Linked DNA regions of Homo sapiens: region 1 is linked to region 2. A link is an interaction called in ENCODE POLR2A ChIA-PET data of the cell type or tissue named here. Cell type or tissue: PC-9. All regions are shown on one strand. Each heading gives the region's core, and the rest is flanking DNA. Links, peaks and the distances in the headings are about the cores only. Region 1 overlaps CHN1 (chimerin 1). Region 2 overlaps CHN1 (chimerin 1).

Region 1 (8,348 bases), core at 203-8,202, 140 kb after region 2:
AATCAGTGAAAAAGAAGAAAAACAGAATTTTTTAAATCCCAGAATTTACTGGGATTTTAAAAAGGGTTTTAACTACATACTTTTAATAACTTCCTGTGCATTTTAGTCAGATCTTTTTCTTAGTATAGGAATACTTGCATTCATATTGTAATATATGTTAACAGTACTTCTTCAGATGACACTTTTATAACCAAGTCAAAAAGAAATTGAAACCTGGTTGTGTGGAAATAATATATTAATGCAGACTTAGCTTCAAAGAATTGTGGATCACAAGACATTGTAGACTGGTCTGAGGGTTTTCCGTATGTCAGTGTTCAGTTACCTATCTATAATGTAGGTATAGAGATTTTCTGTCACTCAGCTATGGAATGTAAGTGGTTTTTATTGCACAACCATTTACTTATTTATTTTCCTATTGTACCTACATAATATAACCTTAGGGGACTGGTATTTCAAAGTGTTGATTTTTACTAATATTTGAATACGAACTCATTCATCTCAGTAATGAAGCTTACTTTCTAAGTAGAAGTGTTTTAGGTGATGGCATTTAACATTTTTGAACCTTGAGCATGATTCAGTTTGGAGGCAAAACTATCAGGGGAAAAGAAATCAAAAAGAAATTGTCTTCTGAAACTTAAAAGAAGCCTAAACATTAAAATTATATATTTTATAATACTCTAAATACTCATATTTTGAAATGGAAAATGTCTTTGAATTAATGGTTATATTTATTGTTTCATCATTATTATACAATCTGTACCTTGTAGCATATAATAATCAAAGGATTGCTTTGAGAACTTTGATATTTCCACATCCAGATTCTTGGGTTTCAGATTGATGGTTCTGTGTAAGGGGCCACTATTTCAGCTCAGCACAGAACATCAACACCAGAAATTGTGTTTGTGTTCTAGCATTAATATGGTTGTTTATGATTCTAAGCAAGTTCTGTGCAACCTTTGCATTCATTTTGTAATTTTAGATATACTTCTCCCTCAAAAACATAGCGGTGATTGGGAATGTATGGATCATAAAGGAAACCATAAAAGAATTTAAGCTCTGTTAATAAGGCCAATATTGAATTGTGGTAAATGTATTTTTATGAGAATAATTTATTTTTTCTGCACATATTTAAAATATTGTTTTGTATACCAATTAACATAAACCATTTTTATAATATTCATATGGGAGCAGAACTAAATTACTGTATTGCCCTGGTGACTGTCCTAATAGTCATATTGTTATAGTATGATCATATTTTACCAGCTTTTCCCTGTAGTTATTGCTCACAGTTAAAGTTACATCATTTATTTGTGGTATGGTCAATGTATGTCTAGTAGGCTTTTATGGTATTTCTCTCAATTTTGAACAGTTTTCTTACTCTTAAAATTAGGTCACCAATTTTCTGTCATTTGTCATTCTCTTTGAAGCGGTGCTTCCGTGTTAACTACTTGTGTGGTTAAGTATGTGGCGCAGAAAGACCCTGCAAATTCTCCCGTGTGGCCACCTCTATAGCAGCTGGTTATACAGGCCATTAGCACCTGCGCCCCTTCCCCAGCCGCCTAGTGCCTCCCTCACTCCTGTCTGCTGCTGGCCAGTGGGCATGCCTTTCTATTCCAGGTACTTAGCCTTGGCCAGTGCTTAAAGCTATGTTTCAGCAAGTGCCTGGTGCATTTCTTCTGCCTTTCCTGCCATGGTCATCAATTACACATCCATTTGATCAGGACAAGAAGACTAGGAATGGCCAGCATAGTGTCAGTGCTTAACTGACATTATCGTGGTGCTTAACTGAACCAAAACCTCGCTCTTTGTTAATACATTATTACTCCAGAGTTATAGGGTGGTTAGTAGTTTTGACTAGACGTAACTTAACAACAAGGCAAGAAGGTATTGCCTTGATACTAAAGATACTCCTATAGTAAGTATTCCTCCTAATTTAAGTACTCTTGTATGTATTTCTTGCTAATGATCATAGCCAGTGTTATGTATTCTCTTTTCACGGCATAATAATATAAATCAAAGTACTTTAAACTGAAGTGGTAAAATTAGGGTATGATTTTTTTATTTTTTATTTTTTTTTGAGACAGAGTCTTGCTCTGTAGCCCAGGCTGGAGTGCAGTGGCACGATCTCGGCTCACTGCAAGCTCCGCCTCCTGGGTTCATGCCATTCTCCTGCCTCAGCCTCCCGAGTAGCTGGGACTACAGGTGCCCGCCACCACACCTGGCTATTCTTTTGTATTTTTAGTAGAGATGGGGTTTCACCGTTGTTAGCCAAGATAGTCTCGATCTCTTGACCTCGTGAGCCACCGCGCCCGGCCAAATTAGGGTTTGATTTCTAAATTCCATATCATATGGACCAAAAAGTTTAAGACCATCTTGGTGAGACAAACATTGGTCACCTAAAAGAGTGCATTCTAGTTACCCTAAACATAAAAATGAGGGAAGAAAAAACTTTCCTGACCAGCTGCCTGCCTACCTACATTCCTTTCGTTTTGATTTTGTTCATCTGTTCTCTCCCCTCATCACCCAACACTGTGCTGGAGAACTGACTCATCACAGTCCCAAATGAGAAGCTGCAGCTGAAATGTCATTGCCACCTTCCCAAGCAAAATTTTATTTCCCGTAATGTTCATATCATCTCCAACGTGGCTTACATTTGCAGCAAGCTTTGCAGGCATGCTCCTTGGCTATTTGCATTCATGCTTATTTCTAAAGGGAATGTTTTGACTTGAAAGGAACAATGAAGATTAATGGTGAATTTTTCTTTATCTTCCTATATCATGGATTTCTTTTTCAGTTTCTGTTACTGGCTTTCAAACTGGAGATATGAATGCTGTAAACATGATGAGAAGCAGGGTGTTTGTTTCCTTTTATAAGCCAGGATTTTAGTCTGAATAATGGCAGGCCCAACTGAGAATGACTTCAGTTTTTATCTAAGTCATTGCCCAGGAGACACATGACACTTGGCCTGTGCCATATGGGCCCCTCAATAGCCCACCCTTTCCCACCCTGTCCTTTGCAGCCTGCTTCTGACCAATGCCTTCACTGATAAGACTGTACTGGGGATCCGTTAATTAATCCAGTCTTTCATCTCTGTTTTAACAGAGAAGTTAATGTGAAAGGAGTTGTTCACAGGTTAAAAGCAATCACAAATGTCATGGTAATAAAATGGTCTTTTTTTTCCAGTTGCACAAGAGGGCTTTGAAACTAGTTCGTTTTGCCCTTTATTCATTAAAGTGTAATTCATGCCTTATACTCTGTCACTTTCATTTGTCGAGATGGACCAAAAGCTTTGGAGGTGGCCTAGAAAAAATATCTGTGGCCCACTTACAAGGTTGCTTTTCTTGGGACCATTTTTGACTTCGCTAATAATGTAATAGGGTGAAGCTGATTGTTCTTTTGAATTATGTCTTATCAGGAACCATACCCAGAGGAATGGGTTGCAGATTTCTAGGGGGTGTGGCAATTCTAGGCAAAAGTCACTCTCTGTTGTGATCTAGAGCTTCAGGCCCAAGCCCTTGCACCCCTTGTGAACCCTTCCAGGCCTCCTTTCCCGCATATCCCACCTAGTTCTTCCTTAGCATCCTGCAACACACAAATAGTCTTCAAGATGCAACTTATGGCTTTTTAATTATATTTTGAATGTTCATTGTATTCAGATTTCATCATTTTTAAAACAGGTAATTAAAATACAACAACGTCTAGTAAACAAAATTGTCTGCAGATGTCAGTGCCTGTAGAATTATCTATAGGAAACAGCACCTATTAGTATTGTGCTAGATGGAGCAGCACAACTGAAAAGCTATTCTAAGTTGTACAATTTGTGCAATTGATTTTTTAAAGATACCTTTTTCTGAGTTGGCAAAGTATGTGACGTAAACATCACCGATAATGTAAAACTGCATATAAAGTGAAACATTTAGATAAAGCATAACGACGCACGTAAAAAGAAAATATTCATCACTTTTTGTTTAATGTGCTTGACACTGGCTGGTATAGTACGATTTTATAATGTGTCACCCAAAAAGGAAACTTGCTTTCAAGTCCAGTGGCCCTTCTCTGAATTCCTGGCCAGTTTTAGCTCCAGTTCCTATTCCCCACTTTGCCAAAACTCCTCATTTGCTCCATAACTGAACTTCCTTCCTGATGCTCAGAGACTATAGACTGCCAGGCATGAATTCCTGTAACTTTCTGACCCTAGGTCCCACCACCAGTCCTGCACAGCCAGCCTCTCTCCTCTTACCCTCTTCCCTCCCAACTCAGGGAAGGGGAAAGTGATTTTCCTTGTATTCAGAGCTAATTGCTCTGCCCTGGATTCTGTCTCCAACATTTGACTTCTCCAGAGCCTTGCTCCATCAGTGACCCTCTCTTTCTTATGAGTCAGCCTTCCCCTTCCCTTCCACAGTCCTCCCCACCTCACTTCTAAACCAGTTTCTCTACTTTTGTACCTCTGTTAATGTCATTCTTCCCCAGTCACCAGACCTTAAACCCTTAACAGACCAGTTTCTTTCCCTCTCCGTTGCCTCTGTTTCAATTAGTTACCAAGCGCTGTTGATTCTGCCTCCTAAATAACTCCAGTTTGTCCCTTTTTCTCAGTCACCACTGCCCGAGTTCAGCTCCATATCGTCTGTTGTCTGGGTGACTGCCATAGCACCACCCTACCTAGTCTGTCTTCCTTCAGCCTTGCCCCCTTGACCGTGTCACTCCCCTTAACAATCCTCAGTGGCTCTGCATTGTTCACTGGACAGAATACAAATTTGTAGGCATTGAAAAGGCCCTGTCTGCCTCTCCTATCTCCTGCCAGGCCAGTCGTTTCCACTCCACCCAGACTGAACTTCCTTGCAGTTCTCTAAACACCACATTGTTTCTCTCATGCCTCGTGTCTTTGATTTTCAACTCAGGACTTAGCTCATGGGTTGCGTCTCTTCCCAGCTTCTCTCACACTTTGCAAATATTTTGATTAGAATATTTTCACACTGTGTTTAGTAGGAGAAACCCCTTTTTATTTTTGTATAGATCATCATTTAATAAATGTTTATGAATGAATAAAAATGACTAATTAATGAAAATCAGTATTTGTTTTGATGACCTTTAGAGGAATAAAAGACTCAAAGGCTACAGTAATCAACCTTTTACAAATATAATAAAGTGTCATAGAGTCATAGAGGTTACAGAACAAAGGAAACTTGAGATATATGGATTTTAGATATAAAAATTCAAGTGAGTTTTAGATATAAAAATTCAAAAGGGAATCCAGTTAAACCCTGTTAGACAAATAGTTTTGTAAGCTGCTGGTTCTGCAAGGCCTATTTCTAGAACATTTTCATGGAGAGCTACATAAGCTACCTTCTAAACGATTTAAAAAACAAAAAAAAACAACCCAGCCTCAAATGGCTCAGGATGCCTTCATTAAAAAAGCTGCCCAAGAATGAACTGTAAATAAATAACAATATCCTAAAGATTGCTTTCTGAGATACATGTGTAACCCTTTAATTGGAGAACATGGGGTCTGCTCGGACAGTTAAAATCCTCTCTTCAGCATATCTAATATAAAGAAATATCCCAGGCTTTTTGAAATGCCACATTCACTGCTACTTTCAGGAAGGTGGGGAAAGGATTGGTTCTATTAAAACAGCTCAGTAGCCAGTGCTGTTTCCCAAATGCCTATTTGTTTAACAGCAAACAAAACACCTTCTACTCTTTTTGCTCTCCCTGTTTAACTTTCAGATGCTTTACCATGAGATAACTGATCGGCACAAAATAATTCCTGAGACTTCCTTCATACTTTCATTGCATCTTTAGTCACCTTACCAAGTAAATGATACTGATTATCCTGAGGTTTGGCAACCTATAAGTGAGTTTGCATCCCAAAGACTTTCTCTAAAAGTAGCTTCACAATTCTGTTGCTGTTTCATGATTATATAACTCTCTTTCTGAATCAGCACTGCCTACTTCACTCATTCCCATAAGAATAAAGCACGATTGCATGCTTTATCCAGTTTTATTCACTCTGAAGAACACAGGGACATTACAGAGTATCTGGATGTTGATCTTGGGCTCTACTTCAGCAACTCCAGGAAATACTTTGAGTTTACAGGCTCTGAACATCATTAACAATCCAGAGGCTACCGTGCCTGCATTCCTGACCCTCCTCCATAAAACACATAGAAGGGATTATGGCCTCCTTTTCAAAATCAACATAAAATTTTGTACTCAGACTCAGTTGGCAACAGCAAAGAGTTACAAGCACATACCTGCTTTGAATGAACCCAGGGTTATCCCTTGCAGCTTTATATGGATATTTGGGCCAATGTAGTATTTTGAATTCTGATATTCTGTTTCATTGATTCTTATATGCATATTTTATTTTCCATTTTAATGTCTCTGAATTTGGGATTTGTCAGACAACCAATGGCTTGTCATGATTTAATTGGCATGGTTTTTCTAAATTGAACACATAATGGTATGTCTTACATTTATGGTATTTTCATTTGAAGAAATAAGTTTCATATCTTAAAAATCACTTACTTGGTTTCTAAGACTTAGTCAATACGTTAGTACAGCAATTGTAAAAATGACAATCTTAGCTGTGAATTTTATTATGTATGGTAGTGGTTTTGGCAGATATGTTGGAATCAATTGTAATGTACTGATAATATTGAAATTTTTATTATTTTTTAATGTTCAGAGTTTGGATTCATTGCTTCTGCAAAATATTCTACCAATATTTTTTTGTCTGAGTTAACCTAGAATGCCTTCTCTTTCCTGTTTGTAAAAGGGATAGGTATCTTAACATTTGAATCCTTTCTTCTTTGGGGATTCCTTTCTTTTTAAGGAAAAGAAATCAAATACAGTAGAAAGAACCTTTATGAGCTGGAATGGTTAGTGAATAATTACTGTACTCAAACGAGGTTCCTGATAAACTGTAGTTTCTGCAGTTTCTAAAATACATTTATTCTCCTTGCTAACATAATAAATATCAAATGTTTTAAACAGAAATTGGGCCTTTTTGATGATTCTGATGTGACCCATCAATAAGTATCTCCTTTAATGTCTGTGATCCTACTCATAGTCACAGAAGGTAAATTATCTGCAAAATTCCTAACAGGACCCAAGACATACTCTATATGGGCACTCATGCCTTTTCATGTCATAGTACTGTAGAAATAGCATAGTACATAGAAATGCCAGTATTTGTATAGATTAGGGTGCCTGCACCTGAGGGGACATTGGAAAACTCCATTATATAGTTTTCGAAAGTAAGTTACAGAATATTGGTCTGATTTATCATTCCTAAAACAAAGAAGAAATCAAGCTCTGAAAAAAATGTTAACTGCTTGTCAGTTTCACTCAACCAAGGTTCTTTTAAATGCAGCCATGTTGGCGCTTCATTACTAACCATGGGCTGGGTGCAGTGGCTCACACCTGTAATCCCAGCACTTTGGGAGGCCAAGGCAGGCAGATGCTTGAGCTCAGAAGTTCAAGACTAGCCTGAGCAACATGGTAAAACCCTGTCTCTACAAAAAATACAAAAATTATCTGGGTGTGGTCGTGTGTGCCTGTAGTCCCAGCTACTCAGGAGGCTGAGGTGGGAGGATCACTTGAGGGAGGCCTCAGTGAGCTGTGATACACCACTGCACTCCAGCCTGGGCAACAGTGAGACCCCATTTCTCTTTCTCTCATATATATATATATATAGAATATGTGGCTTGTATATTAGTGCTTTGATATGAAGCAGTCTTCTCATCCGTGTGTTTCCCCTTTCCTGACTTTGCCCCTCTTTTTTTTTTTCAGGTGCATACATTCAGAGGGCCACACTGGTGTGAATACTGTGCCAACTTTATGTGGGGTCTCATTGCTCAGGGAGTGAAATGTGCAGGTAAGAGCTCTTGTCTTGTCTCTGGATTGAGTCAGTTGTGAAGTTATAAGAGGTGAGGTAGAAGGAGACTTGTTGTTATGCATATCCAGTAGGCTGGATCCTGGTTTGGTCTTATGCACATGCAGTAGGCCAGATTCTCAGGCAGCCACTTTGGAAATTTGATATTTTATCTGCTCTTAACCTTCTGGCACTTGATGGACAGCACACTAGGGATCTGGCATTAGTCCACTGAAAAGAGAGAAGTCAGCTTGTTCAAAAAGTCTGATAAAAGGAGATAAAAGTAAGGCAGTTATATTTAATACTTGCCTTTGATGTTGCAGTAACTAAATTTATAAAAATGATTTTTTTAAAGCAATGTACAGGGACCTATGATTGTTGCCTTGGAAACTGAATTTTAAAGATAACTTGTTAAGCTGGATTGTCCTTACTAAATTTTTGTGAAATCAAATTGAAGCTTTAAAAATCTGTGAAT
Region 2 (8,348 bases), core at 10-8,009:
TGGCTAAAATTTATATAAATTAAAAGAGCTTATGGACCTGGGTGGTAAATGGTAATGACTGCTCTTCCAGGTACAGAGGGTTAATTTCTTGGGTGTGATAATGTTTTCGTGGTTGTATTGAAGAAGGTTCTTGTTTTTTTAGTAGGTAAGTGCTGAATGATTTAAAGGTGAAGTGTTGCATGCCTGCAACTTACTTTGAAGTGCTTGGGGAGGGCATAATATAGAGAAGGGAGAACAAATAGGACAAAGTACTAACAATTAGTGAATTTAGATGAAAGAATACTGATTTCTTGTACTATTCTTTCAATGTTTTAGTAGGCTTGGATATTTTAAAAATTAAAAAAATCTAAGAAATGAAAATTTGGCTCTCAAACACACATGCAAAGAACCATTTCCCCCCAGTAGATGTCCCTTTTAGAGGAAGTACTTGCATTTATACTATAAATACATATTTTTAAATTGTTAGTTTAGCTTAATTATGATTGTGTCAGCTTTTTGCTACTGAGCAGTAGAGGAATAAAATAGTGAAGTTAATAATATGCAGTTGTTTGCCACCAGGGGTTTTCTTAGAAATTCTTATGCTTTCAGAAAATGTTACATTTAGCAGTAAAATACATACATTATTTTCCTTGTCTGTTAGGCAAGATTGCTACAACAGTTAACTCCAGTGGTCAGTGTAGCTTGTGTCGATTTGTTCTGTGTGTGTGTGTGTGTGTGTGTGTGTGTGTGTGTGTGTATTAATTATTTCTTATGGCCTGTTTGCAGAAAATCAGAACTTAAAGTTACAGGCATATATACTGAGAACTCAAGTTTTCTGAAATTATTTCATATATGTTATATGTGCATGAAGGAAACCAATCTCATGGTTGTGTGTTTATTAATGATATGAACAAAAGTATATGACTCTTACCTTTATTTTATTTACCTTTATTATTACCCTTATTTTTGAACATTTTATTGGTGCTGGGAAAACATTTACTACTAGCATATTTGCCTTGACTTTGAAGAGTAGGCCAATATTTAAAAATTTATGAGAAAACAATTTGATCTAATTGTCACTTGTGAACAGTAAAAATTCATTTTTTTGTTATATTATGGGAATTTGAAAAGTCTTATTAGAGATAAATAATTCTCTCTTGCAGACTGGTAAAAGCACATGAAAATGTTTTTTCATTGCTGTCATTTGTCTGTGCTTGATGTGGGTTTGAATCAGATAACTTTTTCATTTTCCAGTGACAATGACCTTTTGCTTTTCAATTCCTAGTATTCAGCATCCTTGCGGGCATTCCAACAGTGTTAGTGCAGTAAAGCATGCAGACGATATTTTCAACAAAATGCTTGTTCACAGCTGCGTGACATAAATCACTCAGTCTGCTTTTTGAATAACAAATAATATTGCTTATTAGAAATCCACATCAAGTCTGGAGTTAAAAGAAGACTCTATTTGAATATTTTAAAACAAACCGATTATCCACCTTTCCATTTTAGTAAACCTATTGGACTGTAACATTTCATATGTGAAGTATGTTTGGCATTGTCACGGTATTTTGAGTCCTGAAGTGGAAATGGGAAAAAAAGAAGTAATATTTTCTAAATAAGGGCATTTTGGAAAATTCTTTAAAGTATGATATCTTGAGACCTCTAGGTATTCTGTTTACATATGTTCATATAAGAGATACCTTGTAGTACTTTAATTCACATATTTCTTCATATAGCTTTCTAGTTACATCTATATTTCTTTCCCTGGAAATTTCCTTAATGTCAGATACTTCAGGAATAAAGGTAAAAGGTTTTTTGATGGTAATAATAATAACAATAACAATAGCTAATATTCATTTGTCCAATTGACGTGCCCTGGGTCAGACTCACAATTAGTAAGTGCTGGTAGAGACAGGTTTCCAGACTTCCAGGGCCCACACTTCTCACCGCTGTCCTGCACTGCCAAAGCTGGCAGCACAAAGTGGGGTGGGTCCACATCGTCAGTCCTGAAACTCACATCAACCTGGCTGAAAATGTGTAACTTCTCTTCCTCCTGAGCACCCAGAAGTGAAGTGCCCAGGCATCCTTCATCTTTTGCTTGCTTTTGCTGCTGCTTCTTCATCACTTTGTCTTCTCTTGTTTTGCTTGTGCATAGAAAATATCCCAGAACTTACTTTCAGTCATTAGCTTCCCTGGCCTTGAAGTATATTTTGTCACCTCCTGCCTAGGTTTCTGCCCTTCCTGAAAAAACCGTGTTTTGTGAATGGGCTTCCAGCAGCCTGAGTTGGTCTACTGATATCATCAGGAAGATTTACAGTGCTCTGTGGCATCTAAAACACTGAATAACTGTGCTTATTATGTATGTTTTCTGTTTCATGATCTGGCAAAATGTTGTCATGATAGTTCTGCATATCATATGTTGAAGCATGGGTTATAGTAGGAAGGAGGCATGCAGATTGCACAGTAGCCCATTCAACTGTGGAAGATACCAGAGAGCATAATCATTGTTATCCAGCATTCTCTTTCTAACTCTTAGACTTTTACTGTGATGACCCAGTGTGGAAGAATTTGTGGTTGAACAACTGAAGAGTTCAAGGCAAAAATAGTGTTAGGGTGATCCTGGGTCACTAGTAAAGCTATGAAAGCTTTAATTTTCTTTTTATATTTGATATAAAATGAGGATAGAACACTAGAAAAAGAGAATATCAGTGATTATATTAGGAACTTTTCAGGATCTCCCTCATTTAAAATTTGGAGAATATGTTTATTAGTTCACTTTTTCTGTGGATGCAGATATTATGCATACTAAGGGGTTATATTTTCTATTTCTGATCTTCCTTATGCATAGCTGAGTCAGAATTTGTTAAACATTCTCTCTGATAAGGTTATGTAGTATAATTCCTTACGTGATAACGCTTAGCCTTGGCACTGAATCAACCTGACTTTATGGCCACCCTCCCTCCCTCCTAATAGAGTGAGTGAGGAGGACAGTTCCAAGATCTCACTTTACTTTCTTTGCTCCAACTTCCATTGTCTGAATGCTGCATAGCTCAAACTACGACTACTGCTCTGCCACCCACTTCACCTTCTTTTTTTCTTCCCAATCCTAGATCACTCATTTATTAATCATCCCCAACAAAGTGATTCATAGACTAAATATTACAGGAAGTGTAAATTCCAAGATTTTAGAAAGTCTGTCTGCATATTCTAGCAGGAATGTTTAGCTTAGGGGAATTTGAAATTGGGTTAGGGATTACTGTTCTTGACCTTACAGGACTCCTTCTTGAGATGCAGACAGTAAGTGCCTGTCTTGTCACTAAGCTTATTGGAGTGATGAAGCATCAGGATATCACCCTGCCGTGGGTCAGAGAGAAGATATTTCTTGGACTTGATGGTTTGAGTGAGATGACAACTCTTTTTGGACACGGGAACCAGAGAACATCCTAAACATTTCATTGAAGGTTATACTCAAGCTTGAGCTACAAGGAAACCAGTAGCAGCAAGGAGAAGACTTTAATAGCATCGTGAATGAACCTGACCATAAGGGATACCAGCTTGTTGTCCTGGAAGCTGGGCTTGAAGCCAGATACCTCAGGGTTATTATTGTTCATTGTTTAGCCTAGTGATAGTTGTCGGGCCCTTGTGGACTGCACTTGAAGTATTTCCTCAGGCATCTGCATCTGCCTCTGAGAAGGTGACCTGGTCTTTCTCCTGCTCATATGAGCTTGCTTAGGTTATCTCCCTTCAATCCCCAATTCATTTGGCTTTGTATTTTGGCTTCTTCTTATTGCCTTGATAATTTTAGATGTAGTCACCTAGGATGACACTGTTTGCCTTGTTTCTAACTTAGCATTCCTTTATTATACTATCAATTTTGGTCAGGAGTATGAGATCTGGAGGCACATGATCTTGGTTCAAGGACTGGCTCTGCTCCTTGTGACTTTAAATAGGTGCCTTGATCCCTCTCAATTACTTGTTTTCTCATGCATAAAATGGTACTAGTAATAATACCTTATAACATTGTTTTGAGACATAAATAAGTATAAAAACATTTAACAAAAGACTGGCACATTGTAAGTGTTCAGTGCAACATAATTTACTATTGTGTTCTAGTTATTGTTTTAGGCCAGTGGTTTTCAAACTTTTAAATCTCAGGATCCATTTATATTCTACAACATTGAGAATCCTAAGGTGCATTTGTTATGTGGGTTATATGTGTTGCTATTTACTGAATTTGAAATTAAAATTGAGAAGTTTTTAAAAATTATCAATTAAAAAATAAACTCCTTACATGTTAACATAAATAACACATTTTATGAAAAATGACTTTTTTTTTAAGAGACGGAGTCACGCTCTGTCACCCAGGCTGGAGTGCAGTGGCACGATCTCGGCTCACTGCAAGCTCCGCCTCCCGGGTTCATGCCATTCTCCTGCCTCAGCCTCCCGAGTAGCTGGGACTACAGGCACCCACCACCATGCTCGGCTTATTTTTTGTATTTTTAGTAGAGACGGGGTTTCACCGTGTTAGCCAGGATGGTCTCAATCTCCTGACCTTGTGATCCACCCACCTCAGCCTCCCAAAGTGCTGGGATTACAGGCTTGAGCCACCACGCCCAGTCGAAAAATGACTATATTTTTAAATGTAGTAAGAAGAGTCATTCTTTTACATTTTTATAAACTCTTTAATGTCTGGCTTAGGAGAGAGCTAGATTCTCTATTTGCAGTCAGCTTTTGAAATATATTGTTTTGTTTGGGATATATGAAGAAAATCTGGCCTTATACAGATATATAGTTGGAAAAAAGGGCAGTGTTTTAATAATCTTTTCAAATAGTTATAGATATCTTTCTTTGATACTACACTAACACTTGACAAGTGGTAGTTTTTTAAAGGTCAATTGCAATGTAGACTTTGAAACCATATCAATGACATTTTTACTCTCGTACATTATGATCTCCTGTTCTATCTTGTATTTGACTGGATCTTTTGCCCACACATGATACTGTATTATCCTACGTTTGTCATTTCAAAAATATTCATTGATTTATGTAAATCTTGTGAATGTTAACACATTTCATTATGCAATATATCTTAGAATCATGTTCTTTAATATCACCATCGATCTCATGGGAAAAATCTTTAAATATTAACAAACTGTCAAGCTCATGGTGGTGGATACAAGTTTCCTTGAATTCTTATTTCCACTTGAAAGCTTGAATTTTTGTGACTGGCAGTAAATACAGTTAGTTATTTTTGTTGGAGTCGCAAGCTTACTTTGCTTATTCTGGAGTAAATACCTGTTAAATACCCAAGTCTGATTAGTCATAGTTTGTGAGTCCTTCTTTCAAGTGAAATGACTATTATGAAAATGGAGCTAGTTCAGCTCACAACCCCAATGACCTCAGATGTGCTTTTCTTCAAGACAACCATCATACTTGGTATACAACAACAGATGGTGCTTTATGCACACTTCTCACTTTTTTTTAACAGAATGACCAAAAGAAGTGTACTCAAGGATCAAAATTTAACAAAACCAATACTTTAAAACTGCTTCATCAAGGGCTTTCTTAGGTTAAACGATTTTTCTTTTTACTGTGAGTGTGTACTGGTGAAGTACAGTGACAGCCTAATTGCCACTGCTTTGTTTTACCCAGCATAGCTTTTGTACCACCAGTACAAATGTCAGTGTAGTGAAAAAGGCAAAATCCTTCTTAAGATTACTATTAAAATAGTTTGGGTTTTGTGGACCTCTCCTGAAAGGGTCTTAGTGACCCACAAGTGTTTACAGACCACACTGACAATTACTGTTCTAGGCAGTAAGAACACAGCAGTGTGACAACAGATGACAAAAAAATCCTGCCCTCATCGAGCTTACCTTCTGGTGTAGAGAGACAAACAACAATATAAAATTGATAAAATATGTAGTATTTTAGATAGCAAGAAGTACTAAGTAGAAAAAAAAAAGAGTATGAAGTGTCAGGGGGTTTTGAACTTTTTAAATGACAAGGAAGGCTTCACTAAGTCAAGAACTGAAGTAGGTGACGGAGCAAACTATAGAGACACCTGGGCAGGAAGATTCTAGACCGAAGAAACAGCTAGGTGGAAGTGTGTCTTATATGTCTGATGAATGGCAGAGGAACAAAGAGGCTGGAGAAGAGTGAGTGAGAGGAAGTGAAGTAGATGAACTCGGGGGCTTAGTGGGGACAGGTCACCCAAGGTCTTGTAGGTCAGTGTTTCTGAAAAATTGGTGTGCGTGCACATGACTTGGTCTTGTGAAAATGCAGATTCTGATTTGTAGTTGGGAGTTGGGTTCTGCACTTCTGCATTTCCAAGTTACCAGATGATGCCACTGTTGTGGTCTTCTTTAAATAGCAGTCTTTGTAGGCAGTTGTAAAGAGTTTGGCTTTTATTCTGAGAGACACAGGAAGTCATTGGAGAGAACGCAGCAGAAGAGTGGCATATTCTGATTTATGTTTTAACACGATCAGCTGTAAATATTAATAACAGTAGCAGGTCTGTAATCCCTTATCCAAAACCCTTGGGACAGATTTGTGCTGGAATGCAGGATTTTTCAGACTTTAGAAAGGTAGTACATTTCACATATATATAGTATATTTTATAACATTCAAAACAGTGTCTGAGGCATTACTCTATAATCACACATTAGTATTTCTGCAATGAAATAAATGGTCACATTCAATGGGATAAAGACTAAATATTCTTACATTGATCAGGTGAGGTTTTTGGTACCAAATGAGTTATAAAGAGTTATTAAATTACTTTGACGTTCAGGTCAGACCAGGCTTTGCTGCCAAATGCGTTATAAAAATACTTCCACTTTTGAAGGCATTTGGATTTTATAATTGAGAAAATACGGACCTTTGTTGGTATTATACTTGTTAGTTTTTCATATCCCTACACTGCTGGAACTTCTTCAAGACAACCAGTCCATTACATGTTCATTTTAGGCCTTGTTGCATGCAAGTGTCAGCAAGAAACGTTACAGCCCCAGATCTTTCATATTCTGGTTCTGCTCTCAGGAAGAAAAACAAGTACCTATCAATTTGAAACACAGTTTCTCATTTATAAAGAGTTTTTGCCCCTTGGCAACTTATTCTGTTGTGTATGCCATAAAAGCATAGTTAATTAAAAGATGCCAAGCATTTTACTATACTTTAGGATAGTTAACGTGCTTTAGAATTATCCAACTCCGCTCATTTGTGGTTGCCACAGTATTACTTCCATGTCTGACTTTGCTTTCTTCCTTACAGCTGTGAGCTGCCTTATTCCACATTTGGCTCTACAGTTTATAATCTAAGGCAAACCTCTCTGTGTTCCTTAGAATCCACTTTTTTTTTCCTTAGTGACTGAGTGGTTTTCCCAGAGATATCCAGTTTAAAAGAAATGCATTTGGAAATGATCAAAATAAGATGAAAAATGTTGTGGTCTTTTCCCATCTCAGTTACCTGTGATGTGAGTATTAGTAATAGGAGCCTTATCTCTCTTTTCCCAATAGTTTCATGTAAGCGTTAGTTTATCTTACTTTCTGAGCAACTGTCCTTTTGATAAAGCTTGAAAACATGGATGTAAGGAAGACTTTGAAGGGTTGCTATTTTAATGCCTGCTGGCAAAATGATATATTGACTCTCATTGGAAAATCCTGTGAATCCGCATTGCAGAATAATGCACATTCTAATAAACACACTACTTTAAATACTCCCAGGCCAGGGAATATGATCGATTCCTGTTCCAAGGGCAAGAATCCAAGTAGGTCAGTGCTACAAAACTATGTTGGAGTATGGGGAAAGCATGGGTTAGGAATAATTTCTGCCAAAGAATGAATAATAGCAAGAAGAAAAACATCATTTGCAATTTTTCTTTTAAGAAAAGGTTAAGGAGGTTATATAGTGGGTCTGCTGAAGGAGGTGAGGGTTATCTGAGACCACTGAATTACAGTTGGAAAGATAACTGACAAGGAAAATCTCCACTAAAAGTATAGTTGATTATTTTCCAGAACTTGTACTTATAAAAAGTAAAAATTCTCCAAAGAGTGTTCGTATGGTTACATTTTTTTAATATCTGGAATTTCAAGTGCTATGAATGGTTAAAAGTCTAAGTTGTTGAATTGGAAAAAATGGAAACATTGGAACATGAACATTGGAACACGAACATTGGAAAAAATGTTCATCAAGCATATTATTTTGTTGTAGTAAAACATATATAACGTAGTATATTCTTTTAAGGATGAATTATAAAGACTTCATAAACATATTGCATTTTAATTTAATTTAATTTAATTTTTGAGACAGGATCTCACTCTGTTGCCCAGGCTAGAGTGCAATGATGTCGTCTGGGCTCCCTGCAGTCTCGA

What was found. Peaks named below come from ENCODE experiments on the same cell type or tissue, not always from the same donor. Only the 100,000 strongest peaks of a DNase experiment are listed, where the experiment ranks them.
Region 1: POLR2A ChIA-PET joins it to region 2 with 11 read pairs; 5 of 35 experiments call an interaction of 5 or more read pairs at or near these places.

What each region holds. Positions count from the first base shown.
Region 1 is chr2:174,823,962-174,832,309 of GRCh38, reverse strand. CHN1 (chimerin 1) reads left to right here. Exons shown (of 13, transcript NM_001822.7): 8 at 7,792-7,876. Among named protein-coding and RNA genes, the nearest start is that of CHRNA1, 64 kb to the right of the region's middle. In PC-9, for the core only: no CTCF peak of the experiment used is centred there; a DNase peak (open chromatin) is centred at 4,439; H3K4me3 peaks cover 733 bases; H3K27ac peaks cover 1,751 bases.
Region 2 is chr2:174,967,287-174,975,634 of GRCh38, reverse strand. The region is part of intron 1 of CHN1 (chimerin 1); the gene reads left to right. Among named protein-coding and RNA genes, the nearest start is that of CHN1, 34 kb to the left of the region's middle. RefSeq lists an enhancer at 7,971-8,348. In PC-9, for the core only: no CTCF peak of the experiment used is centred there; DNase peaks (open chromatin) are centred at 3,144 and 3,564; H3K27ac peaks cover 484 bases.